Regions from separate parts of the Homo sapiens genome. Here region 2 is linked to region 1. A link is a loop called in an ENCODE intact Hi-C map of the cell type or tissue named here. Cell type or tissue: IMR-90. All regions are shown on one strand. Each heading gives the region's core, and the rest is flanking DNA. Links, peaks and the distances in the headings are about the cores only. Region 1 overlaps CCBE1 (collagen and calcium binding EGF domains 1). Region 2 overlaps CCBE1 (collagen and calcium binding EGF domains 1).

Region 1 (5,384 bases), core at 300-5,299:
GTCCAAGGGTGCAGAGCCTGTGCATGTGAAGCTGGAGTCTGATCCCAAGTCTGTCTGACTTCACACCTGAGTTCTTAACCATTAGGCTGCATCATCTTCCATTTTCACAGGGCTAGGGGTAGGAGGACACATAGAACAGAGATACCTATCCAGGAAAAAAAAGCAGATGAGGGTCTCAAACTGGCCCTCTCTATAGTCCATGTTACTGATCAGATATAATAAAGTCAAATTACTACTCCCTTGATATAAGCCAACATACTAAGTAAGTGGCTACAGTCACCTGTATTTAAAAGGAGAGCTGATCATCTACTTCTGTAACAGAAAAACGTGAATTAAACAAGCAGATATGGGAGATTTAGTAAAGAAGGAAATTTCCATGGTATGTGATTGCTTCAATAGGCATTTGTTTCAATGTCCAATTTGGACAACTCTTCAGATGGATAATTTTGAGATACATTAGACCAGGATGTCTGCTTCTCAAAACCTGAAATGTACACTGTCTAGTTTTGTTGGCTTAGCAGTAAATGTACTTTAATAAACAAATGCCAAGTCTCTTAAAATGTATCATTTGTTCTTGGTCAGCTATTGCTAAGATGCTTGATAGGTAGGGTCAAAATGGGGCAAGATGCCCATCTTATCCAGTGATCAGTAGGGGATCCGGCAGCTCCAGGCCCACCTCAAACTGGAGACGGGAGCTCAGTGTCCAGTCACTGCCACCTACACCGTGTTCATCATGCCTGAAGATTAAAGCAATGCCCTCATGAGAGCATGTTCTGGCCTGACTTGATTGCAAAGGCTGGGAAAAGTGCCCACAGAAGGAGTGTCATCTGTTACACAGGAGCTGGTGGTTCTGCCCTAACAGAGGCTGCTCCCCCTAGGAGGCACAGCAGGGAGAAATGGAGAAGGAAGGAGTCTGGCAGTGATATGAACTTTGATCTTTTTGATAAAACATCTTCTACAACATGTTTTAGGGAACAGCTAAAGTCTTTAAGAACACCAAAGCCGGATCTTTCCTCTATTTGCTGAAAGCCAGTCACAGCGATAACAAGAGGAAGATGACAAGTTTTATCCTTATAGAGAACAGGTGGGTCGATGGTTGGAATAAGGCATGAACTAGCTGGGGTGTAGCACAGAATAAAGGGGGCATCTCACCCTACCAGGAGAAGGGCTTTATGGCAGAGGCATCATGCCAAGTGAGCCTGAAAAAGAATGTGGTCCAGGTGGATAACTCTTAGGTTGGCCAGCATTCCCCACTGGTCAGCCATTCTGCATAATTACTAGGTGTTCCTGGATCATCTCTCATATGCTAAAGCTTTGCTGGAAAACCAGGGGAACTAAAGATGACAAGGAGCCTCTTTGACCTCTCAAAAGCCTAGATGGCTACCCACCTAGAGCTTGCAGGGACTCTGCCTCTCATTTCTCCCAAAGGAACATTTCTTGGTGGATGATAAAATACCTCATGTTCCCAGCAAACCCTCAGACTGAAACATAAGAAGTACTTGAGTTGTTGCCAGAGAAACGTTCCAGAGCCAAGTGGACGACTGCTAGGGGTGGCCTTGGGATAAGCTATCCTCCCTCTAGCAGTTTTTGGGAGGAAAAGGTGAAGGTGGAAGTGAGCTGCTCCACTGGGGGAAATGCCTGAGCTAGGCCTCAGTTAGAAATCTACCAAGAGAAATCGCGATGCTCGAATGTCCGAACTGTAGATTTCTGCCTGAAGCACGTCACTGCTCTCAAGCAACCACGATGATCTCAACGCCTATGGTGCTTTGCGATTCAACTCCCATTTACCCCAAAGTTTAATGATTGTCAAAACAAGTCATGTTTTCTTAGTAATAACACGCTTAATTCTTAACTGTCCATTCATTGTTTCGGAAAAATGCTTCGGACAAAGGCAGAGATCACATTTGTGTATGTTTTGCATACTCCATGAGAGACCTTAGAGGCATTAGAACTCCCACAGATTGGTTTTTTACTTCCTTAGGATGGAATTCCTCAGATGTGACAGAAGGACACAGTGACCCTTTCAGGGAAAGCAGCGAGGCATCTGGGACAAAGACAATGTCCACATGGCAAACCGCAAAGCACATGCTTGAAATCCTGGCTTTCTATGCACTTTCCCCCAACTTTTGTTTAGAAGTCAGACGTTGATTTTCATTATCTGCATACTTAACAGGACTGTCATGACATCCCATTACAAACTGTCTTCAAAGAAAGTAGTAAACATAACTTTACTCTTCAAAGATAACATCCCGTCCGTATGTGACTCCCTGCATCTTGCACGGATCATTTACAAACCAAGCATCTCCACGGGGCCCCAGGGTGACATAAACAAACCTTGGAAGGGTGTCAAGAAGCACAAGAATCATCTCTGGAGGCTGTATCTTAATCTTGAATCTTTTGTTACCCCTGCTGTTTTAGAAGGAAAAAAAACAACCAATCATCTTTTTATCTGAGAAATCTGAGCATGAGTGCCTTGGTTAACCAAAATGGGTTAACCTTATATTTGCAACACGAATGCTATTTCTCTCACTACATATTTCGACAGCTGTTCAAAGAAACCTTTTCTGATAAATGCCTACACTCCAAATGTGCTGTGCTTTCTTGGTTCATGCTTCTGCTGTGACACTTATCTCACTGTTTTATAATTAGTCGGACATGAGTCTGTTTCCCAAGCTAGACTGTCCGAGTCATGTCTGTATCCCCAGTGACCGGTGCAGGGCCTGGCCTAGAGTACGACAGAGTAGGTACTCCATAAAAGGTGTGTTGAATTGGGAAAAAAAAAAAAAAAAAAAGCACACAAGTACTCACTGCATCAGTCAGTCCAATCAAAGGAAAGCATGGTACTTACTCTTGAAAACAAAGGTTGAGCCAAAAGTCCTGTCCAGTACAGCTGAAAACATAGTATTTTTACAATGCAGATTTGGTTCTCTAATTTTGCATGCTTTTGGCTGACATTTAGATAAGCATGTACCAGTCAGCAATGTAGAATACGGCCCATAAGTTCATGAATGGCATGAAAGCCCTCTTAGAGTCCAGAATCTGATAATCTGAACCAGTTTATGGGTGGATGATTCCACAGACTCAGATGAGCTAGACTGGAGCCTACTCACTATTTACCATTATTGTTCCAGTTGCAGAATCATTCCAAATTTCAAACAACAGACATATAATGAACTATGGGGCACAACTCCTTAGTTGGGGACTGACTGTAAAGATAAAATTGTGAAGCATCATCATGACATAGTCCCATAAATCACACTACACAAAAAGGAACTGGGCATAGCTGGATTTAGACATTCATTCTTCTCTTATTCCCTTCAGCTACTCTCGGCAGCCTCAGATGCTGTCCTAGGGCACCTCGCTGAGCTTGAAAGCTAATGTTGCACAATGGTTAGACACGGACTCTGGACTCAACCAAGGTTCAAATCGGAACCACTTCCTGTGTGACACTGATTATTTCTTCAAACCCCAGGTTCTGGATTTACCTTATTTAAAAATGGGGATGAACGGCCAGGCGCAGTGGCTCACTCCTGTAATCCCAGCACTTTGGGAGGCTGAGGCAGACGGATCACCTGAGGTCAGGAGTCACGTGAGGTCAAGACCAGCCTGACTAACATGGTGAAACCCCGTCTCTACTAAAAATTAGCTGTGTGTTGTGGCGTGTGCCTGTAGTCCCAGCTACTCAGGAAGCTGAGGCAGGAGAATCTCTTGAATCCAGGAAGCAGAGGTGTAGTGAGCCGATATTGCGCCACTGCACTCCCAGTTTGGGAGGTTGCAGTGAGCTGAGATCGTGCCACTGCACTCCAGCTTGGGTGACAGAGTGAGACTCCGTCTCGAAAAATAATAATAATAAATAAATACAAATGGGGATTAAAAAGTATATAGGTAATGGGGTTATTTTGAAAATTAAAGAGAAATATATGAAACAAGCTACTCAGTAGCATTTGTCACGAGTGTTCAATAAGCATTAGCTATTACTGTTATTTACACAATTCCTTTTCCAGGATTTTCTCTGTACTCCTTACAGGTCAACACCACAATTTAACTTTGTGTTCCAGACCCCTTAGATCCCTACTTCCTAATCATGTCAGAGATTATTTAAGAAACTTGGGCCAAAGTGTTGATGCAAGACAAAATGATTTAGTGTTATTCCTGCCAAATAGCATCTTAGCATTTCTAAGAAGAGTCACCCTCAGCCCTTACCACCTGCTTGAGAGATGTGTTTTAGAGAAGGCACGAGAACAAGCCCCCATTTTAATTTTCACATCAGCAATGAAATGATCTAGGGAAGACTCTTTGAAGTCAAATTTGTCAACTACTCAAGAGAGGTAAGAATTTTCAAGGGGAAACTTTGAAGACTGGATTATGAGCACTTCAAATGGAGCTTTAATAGAAAGTGTTTATTGTGGATGAGTGAAAACGTCTCTCTTGTTCATAATCAAGTTTCTCTTCTACACGGAGTCTTTCCCTTTAGCACATGAAAGTGTTCATGCCTCTCCTGTATTCAAAATAAAAGATTTTCCTCAAATCTACACATTAGATCCTTGCTGCCCATCTGTTTCTATTGGGCCTGTCCAAATCTCTTGAAGCAGTCGTCTATATGTGTCATCTCTTCTCTCATTATCCAGTCTTTGCTCATCCATAATCTGGCTTCTATCCCCCACCTTCCACTTACACAGCTCTCCTGAAGGTCACCAGTGTGCTCTGTGATGGGAAACCCAACAGACTTGAGTTCTTGCATTATGTGACTTGTCATATGTGCATCTGTTGACCAACTCCTCCTTCTTGAAACTTCCCCCTCTATCTTCGAGACAGCACTTTTCTCCTTCCGTGTTTTGGCCACTACTCCCCATACTCGCTTCTGGATTCCTTAGTGTTCTGTTGGGTTCTGTCTTCAACCATCTTCCCTTCTCACTGCACACACATCTTGAAGCATCATCTACTTCCTTGGCTTCAACCACCATTCATATTCCAGTGACTCTCAAAATTAGATCTCCTGCTCACAAATCTCTGTGCCCCAGACTCATATGCAGTGGCTTATTGGACAGTTCCTCTTGCATATATCACAGATGTGTCAAACTTAGTAGGTCCAAATCTGTAATTATCTTAACATCCACCCTCATCACCATTAGAACAGCTCCTTCCTAGGTTTTCGACATGCTACAGAACAGTTCCATTGCTCAACCAGTAGACCAAACCTAGACAGGAATCATCCTTGGCTTCTCCCTTACTTCAGTCTCCACATCTGGTCAGCCAAGTACAATAGGTTCTACCTCTCAGTGTTTCTTAAATCTATTTCCCTGAATCCTTACTGCCACTATTTAGTCATGGACTTCTTACTTTTTGGCCTAGTTTACTCTAAAAGTATCTTTACTCATGATCAG
Region 2 (5,384 bases), core at 221-5,220, 120 kb before region 1:
ATTGTGGAAGATAGTGTGGCAATTCCTCAGGGATCTAGAACCAGAAATACTGTTTGACTCAGCAATCCCATTACTGTGTATATACCCTAAGGATTATAAATCATTCTACTATAAAGATACAGGCACACATAGGTTTATTGCAGCACTATTCACAATAGCAAAGACTTGCTCTGAATTTCTTAAAGCAAAAATAATAACATACATTGTCTTACAAGGTTTATAATGCATGTAGTTGCAATAAATATGACAACTGTAGGAAAAAATGGCAGTTGGTTAAATGGACCTATATGGTTATAAAGTCTCTACATTTTATGTAAAATAGCACAACCCTGGCATTTCTGCTGGAGCTAATGTTCCCTTTGTCTCATTGTCTCCTGCTCGCATTACTTTCCCCATTCCTTGCTTTCACCACTTCCATCATCATATATGAGAAGCTGAGAATTAACCAGCTTACAGTGGATCTGCAAATCTCAAGAATATACCCCAAGATATTTTGACTATAAAGGTTAAATTACCGTTTTTAAGAAGTATTTTTTTTTGTAACTATTAAAGACATAAGATTCAAGGTCATTCCTACTGCAACATCATTCTCGCTCATTTGTGTTTGGGCATGCTTTCTAGGAAGAGAAACTGAGTTAAACGTGGTCTACCAGCTGGGAACTGCATGTCACCTACAGCCTATCATGTCACCTGTGTGAACACACCATTTACACATCATGGTGGAGAAAGGAGCACAAACCACTGATTTGGGAAATTAGACATTATCTGTGTCTTAAAACAAGTTTCAGCTTTGTCAAATAATTAGAACTTTCATGTAGGTTACATAAGGTCTTCTAAGAATTTTGGTACACTTTATTTTTTATTAAAATGTGATGAAAAAAATTATTTAAGATCATTATTTTCTACTCTTGCAAATTAGTATAATCTGATTTTATTACAGGTTGAGTAACCCTCATCTGAAATACTTGGGACTAGAAGTGTTCGGATTTCAGATTATTTTGGAGTTTGGCATATTTGCAGAATACCAGCTGAGCATCCCCAGTCCAAAAATCTGAAATCTGAAATGTTTCAATGAGCATTTCTTTTGAAAATGTTTCAAAATTTTGGATTAGGGATGCTCAACCTGTATTGGTCAAATCAATTTGCTGCACTACAATTTGGTCTGCCAGGTAAATTAACATTCCTAGGAGAAACTTAAGTAATCTCCTCCTGAAACAAAATTTATAAAAATTTCATAAAATCCCTAATTAGTTTTATGTGAAATTTATGAAAAGTTCATACAATTGTTAAAAGTCAAATTTGGTAACAGAAATTCTGAAGCATAACTGGGAACAGCAACTCCACTTCATTCCTCTCCCTGTAACATTTCTCACATGCAATGCAGTGGTGGTAGATATCTTACTTCAAAAGCATATGAAGTATGCTTTCAATATAAAAACAGTGGCATTTGGGATGCTATCAAAACAGACTTGAGTGATACAGCTAAGGTCCCCCTGCCTGTACTGGAATTCCCAGCATAGATTAATTTGACATTTTATGTTAGAAGGAAATCATCCATCCAATTTACCAATATGAATGATGTGTGGCAGTGTCCAGAGTGCTCTTATTAGACATAATTTTCCAACCTCTCAAACTAAATTATAATTTTACATACCAAGAGAAGCCCATGAAGATATAAATTTATGATGAGGTACCAGAAGTACAGGGTCCACCTTTATATTGCATGAAACTTAAACTCTGTCTAGTTTTCCATAGTTTAAAAAAGTTCAAGCTCCTAACAACCAGAAGGAAAACTGGCTTGAGTATTCACTAAAATTTTACGGTTATTCCTTACTCCATTACTTGAGGCTGTCCTACAGAAAACTATAAGAGGAAGAAAAGTGTACTAGATGATTTGAAACTCCAGTGATTCATGAGAAAGTTGGATACAAGGGGGAAAAACCCACGTGTTTTTGATACTCAAATCGAACATCACATTTAAACATATGGTTTTATTTGTCTGTTTCTATTTTAATGCTGCATTTAAGATACAACCTCTGAGCTGTTTGATGGCGTTTTAAAGTTCATGCAAATCAATATGATCCCTTACAATCTCTCTTTCCACATCCAAGACATTAAACTTGGGCACTGTGACCTTTATGAGCATTTCAAGGGCTTAGGACTGTCCACGCAGTGGAGTAAGAAGCAACCTGTCATTTGCCTTTTCATGAAATCAGATAATGAAGTGATCTGATATGCTTTCAAAAGGCTATGGAACTCCATCAAGAGAAGATCTGAGTTTCAGGATGGGCATGCATCATTTACATACCTGCTTAGCTAAGAATTTCCCCTTTGCGTTTTTTAATTGCATAACTGACCCCAGCTGTCTGCTCAAGGGAAGGAGTTGTGAGATTCCAGTGCGCCCTTCTGTCTTCCCTAGAGTTCCTGGGAATACATTATTTTGCATGTGAAACACCCATCAATCATAAATCACCATTTAAAATAAATAATGACATATTCTGAAGTATTAAAAAAATAAACACTGGTTGCACGTTATACTGTTTCAAAGATTACTTACAACATTATTTACGTACAATAAAGTTGAGACAGCCAAAGTGAAATCTTGTTACGCAAGCATGGGCACTTGTTAGATCTAACTACAAACACTGCTGTGTGGTTTTTATCTTTAGAAAAACAAACTAAGATGGGGAAAGCTCGTGTGGATTCTGGGGAGACAATCATTCTTAATACCCTTCACGTGTTGTAGCTTGGTTTTCCAAATACAAATACTTTTCTCATTTCTTGGCAAGGGGAAGTGATTAGATGGTTGTTACATAGAAAGGGTGATATCTTGTAATCAAGAAAGTCTGTGGAGTTTCCCCCTGGGTGCCCCTGAGTATTAACACATGTAAAAAAAATAAATAAATAAAAGTCGTGCAGGCAGAAATACAGCCCTCCAGCCAGGAGTGTGTGTGAGCTTTTGGAAGGAAAAACTACATCAGAAAAATGAAGATAACAGAGACTGCATCATCAGACTGTCTGCTGATCATTATGTTAGAGACTAGAAAAGAATTTTAAAAATAACTTCCTATAGTATTAGAAGACTAAAAGTGACCATGAAAGGCCAAGTGAATTAGCAAATATTTGCACCCTTGCTGCAATGCAAGGGTACATTTTTCTATTATTTATTTGGGGTTTTCCTTGCATGGCTGCTTATTCATGCGCCAGATATATCAGATATTTATTTATTTATTTATTTATTTATTTATTTATTTATTTTTTGAGATGGAGCATTGCTCTGTTGCACAGGCTGGAATGCAGTGGCATGATCTCGGCTCCCTGCAACCTTTGCCTCCCAGGTACAAGCGATTCTCCTGCATCAGTATCCTGAGTAGCTGGGATTACAGGCGCCTGCCACCACGCTCAGCTTATTTTCGGTAGACAGGGTTTCGCCATGTTGGCCACGCTGGTCTCGAACTCCTGACCTCAGGTGATCCGCCCGCCTCGGCCTCCCAAAGTGCTAGGATTACAGGCATGAGCCACCGTGCCCGGCCAGATTTTTTTTTTTTTAATGAGAGAGAAAACTGCATGTTTGAGAGTATTTGAGAGTTCTTGGTGTTAAGGTAATGTGTAACAAATGGAGCATTGGCTTTGGGGTCAACAAATGTGGGCTAGAATTTTGGCTCTGACATTTACAGAGCTAGGGATTGCTTGCGCCTTGCTCCTTGGCCTTGCTCCTTAATCTTGGCCTTGCTCCTTAATCTTGCTGAGCTTCAGACTCCTCATGGACAAAACATGAATAAATAGTATCTGCCTTATGAGATAATTGACAGTATTACAGATAATATAAGAAAGGTGCCTAGCACAGGGCCTGGCTTGCAGTCAGAATATGTTCTAGCTGCAGCTTTGTAAATACAACAAGCAAATGGCAAAAGCAACTCTTCCCAGTTGCTTTCATCTTATGACTCATCTCTTTCTTTCCACCTCTTATTTAATGGCTGACAAATCTTTTCTTCTAAAAACAAAATAGGGGAAGAAATAGGGGGAAGACAAGTAGGGGGAGAAATTTTTGATTTCAAGAGGCCGGAAAAGAAATGTTATATTGCTTTCTTCTTTTACAAGTTAACCTCAAATAATGAAAACCAGAAATAAAAATGCAAGCCCCACACCCTATGGATTTAGGAGGCTTCTCTAACCCTGAAACACAATGTATGAACATGGCAAGAGGATTGTGCAGGGTGGAATAACTTCATACCTGGGAGGCTCCAGGGGTGGCTACCGTGGAGAAGCCAGCCAGTCCTCCCTGCAGAACCTCAGCAAGGCTTAGAAACCAGAAGCACCAGCTATTAAGGAAAGTGGAGACCAGGGTGCAGCAAGATGATCTCCAAGTCTGGTGAGAAGGAAGACTTCCATCTTTCTCCCCAACCCCAAAGCAAGTAGCCCCTATCATTTTCCTACTGCAACAAGAAGCAAGAGGTATATTCTTTTGGAAAACTATACCCAAATAAAACAAGGAAACCCCAAACCTACCTATTTATTTATTTACGTGTAAGCTTGTTATTACCAAATCTCAGTGACAATATTAAGAGAATCATAAAAAGCATATCCAAGAAACTCCAGACTCTGGGCTACCAAGCCAGAGAGCTGAGTAGAACCTGGCCTCTAGTAGATAATCCTGGTCAGGCACACAGAAGTCCCAAATGTTTTTAAAGAACCTCTTCAATTTAATATTTCATTCCAAAGCAACGAGCTCCTTCTGATGAAGGCTTCTAAAGGCACACTAGATGGTGGCTTCCTCGCACTGTCAACTACTCAGGCCTAAATGGAGACTTCCGAGACATAAAAACTGGAGAACCCAATTTGCATAATTTTCATCATTCCAGCCACACTGTGGCATGCCTAAGAAGGGAGTCTGGAAGAGATTTTTTTGCCAGAAAGTACAGAGAACATGATCTCCTGGGGCTAATTTTAAAAGGCTGAGGGTTTAAAAGTGGTCCTGAATTTTTCTGCAAAGTTCTTTAGTATGAGGAATCTTTCTTTTCAATGTTCTTCCCTTGCTGAAATCTTTATTGAGCTTTGCATGACTTTGTGTGAACTACTAGAATTCCTTTTACACTACATCCCCCAAGAACAGAACTGAATAAAATCAGTCTCACATCTGAGCATGCTTGGTTCCAGCCTTTTAGCCAGAAAGACTGCTCCTCCCAGGCAAACGTTAAGAGTATCATGGTCACTACAGCAACCACTAAGATAAAACTAAAAACAAAATCCCCTCCACCCACCACCACCAAAACCTGCCTATTTGTTCATCTACATGTAAGCTTGTTATTACCAAATCTCTGTGGCAGTATTAAGAGAATCAGAAAAAGCTTGTTAGGCATAACTTGCTAACACGTACAATTACT

Evidence for each region. Peaks named below come from ENCODE experiments on the same cell type or tissue, not always from the same donor. Only the 100,000 strongest peaks of a DNase experiment are listed, where the experiment ranks them.
Region 2: a loop joins it to region 1, with 2.0 times the contacts of the local background. A loop is called at or near these places in 2 of 110 quality-filtered maps.

What each region holds. Positions count from the first base shown.
Region 1 is chr18:59,604,285-59,609,668 of GRCh38, forward strand. The region is part of intron 2 of CCBE1 (collagen and calcium binding EGF domains 1); the gene reads right to left. Among named protein-coding and RNA genes, the nearest start is that of CCBE1, 90 kb to the right of the region's middle. In IMR-90, for the core only: no CTCF peak of the experiment used is centred there; DNase peaks (open chromatin) are centred at 1,767 and 2,287; H3K27ac peaks cover 2,753 bases.
Region 2 is chr18:59,482,368-59,487,751 of GRCh38, forward strand. All of the region lies in intron 2 of CCBE1 (collagen and calcium binding EGF domains 1), which reads right to left. Among named protein-coding and RNA genes, the nearest start is that of LMAN1, 130 kb to the left of the region's middle. In IMR-90, for the core only: no CTCF peak of the experiment used is centred there; a DNase peak (open chromatin) is centred at 2,614; H3K27ac peaks cover 534 bases.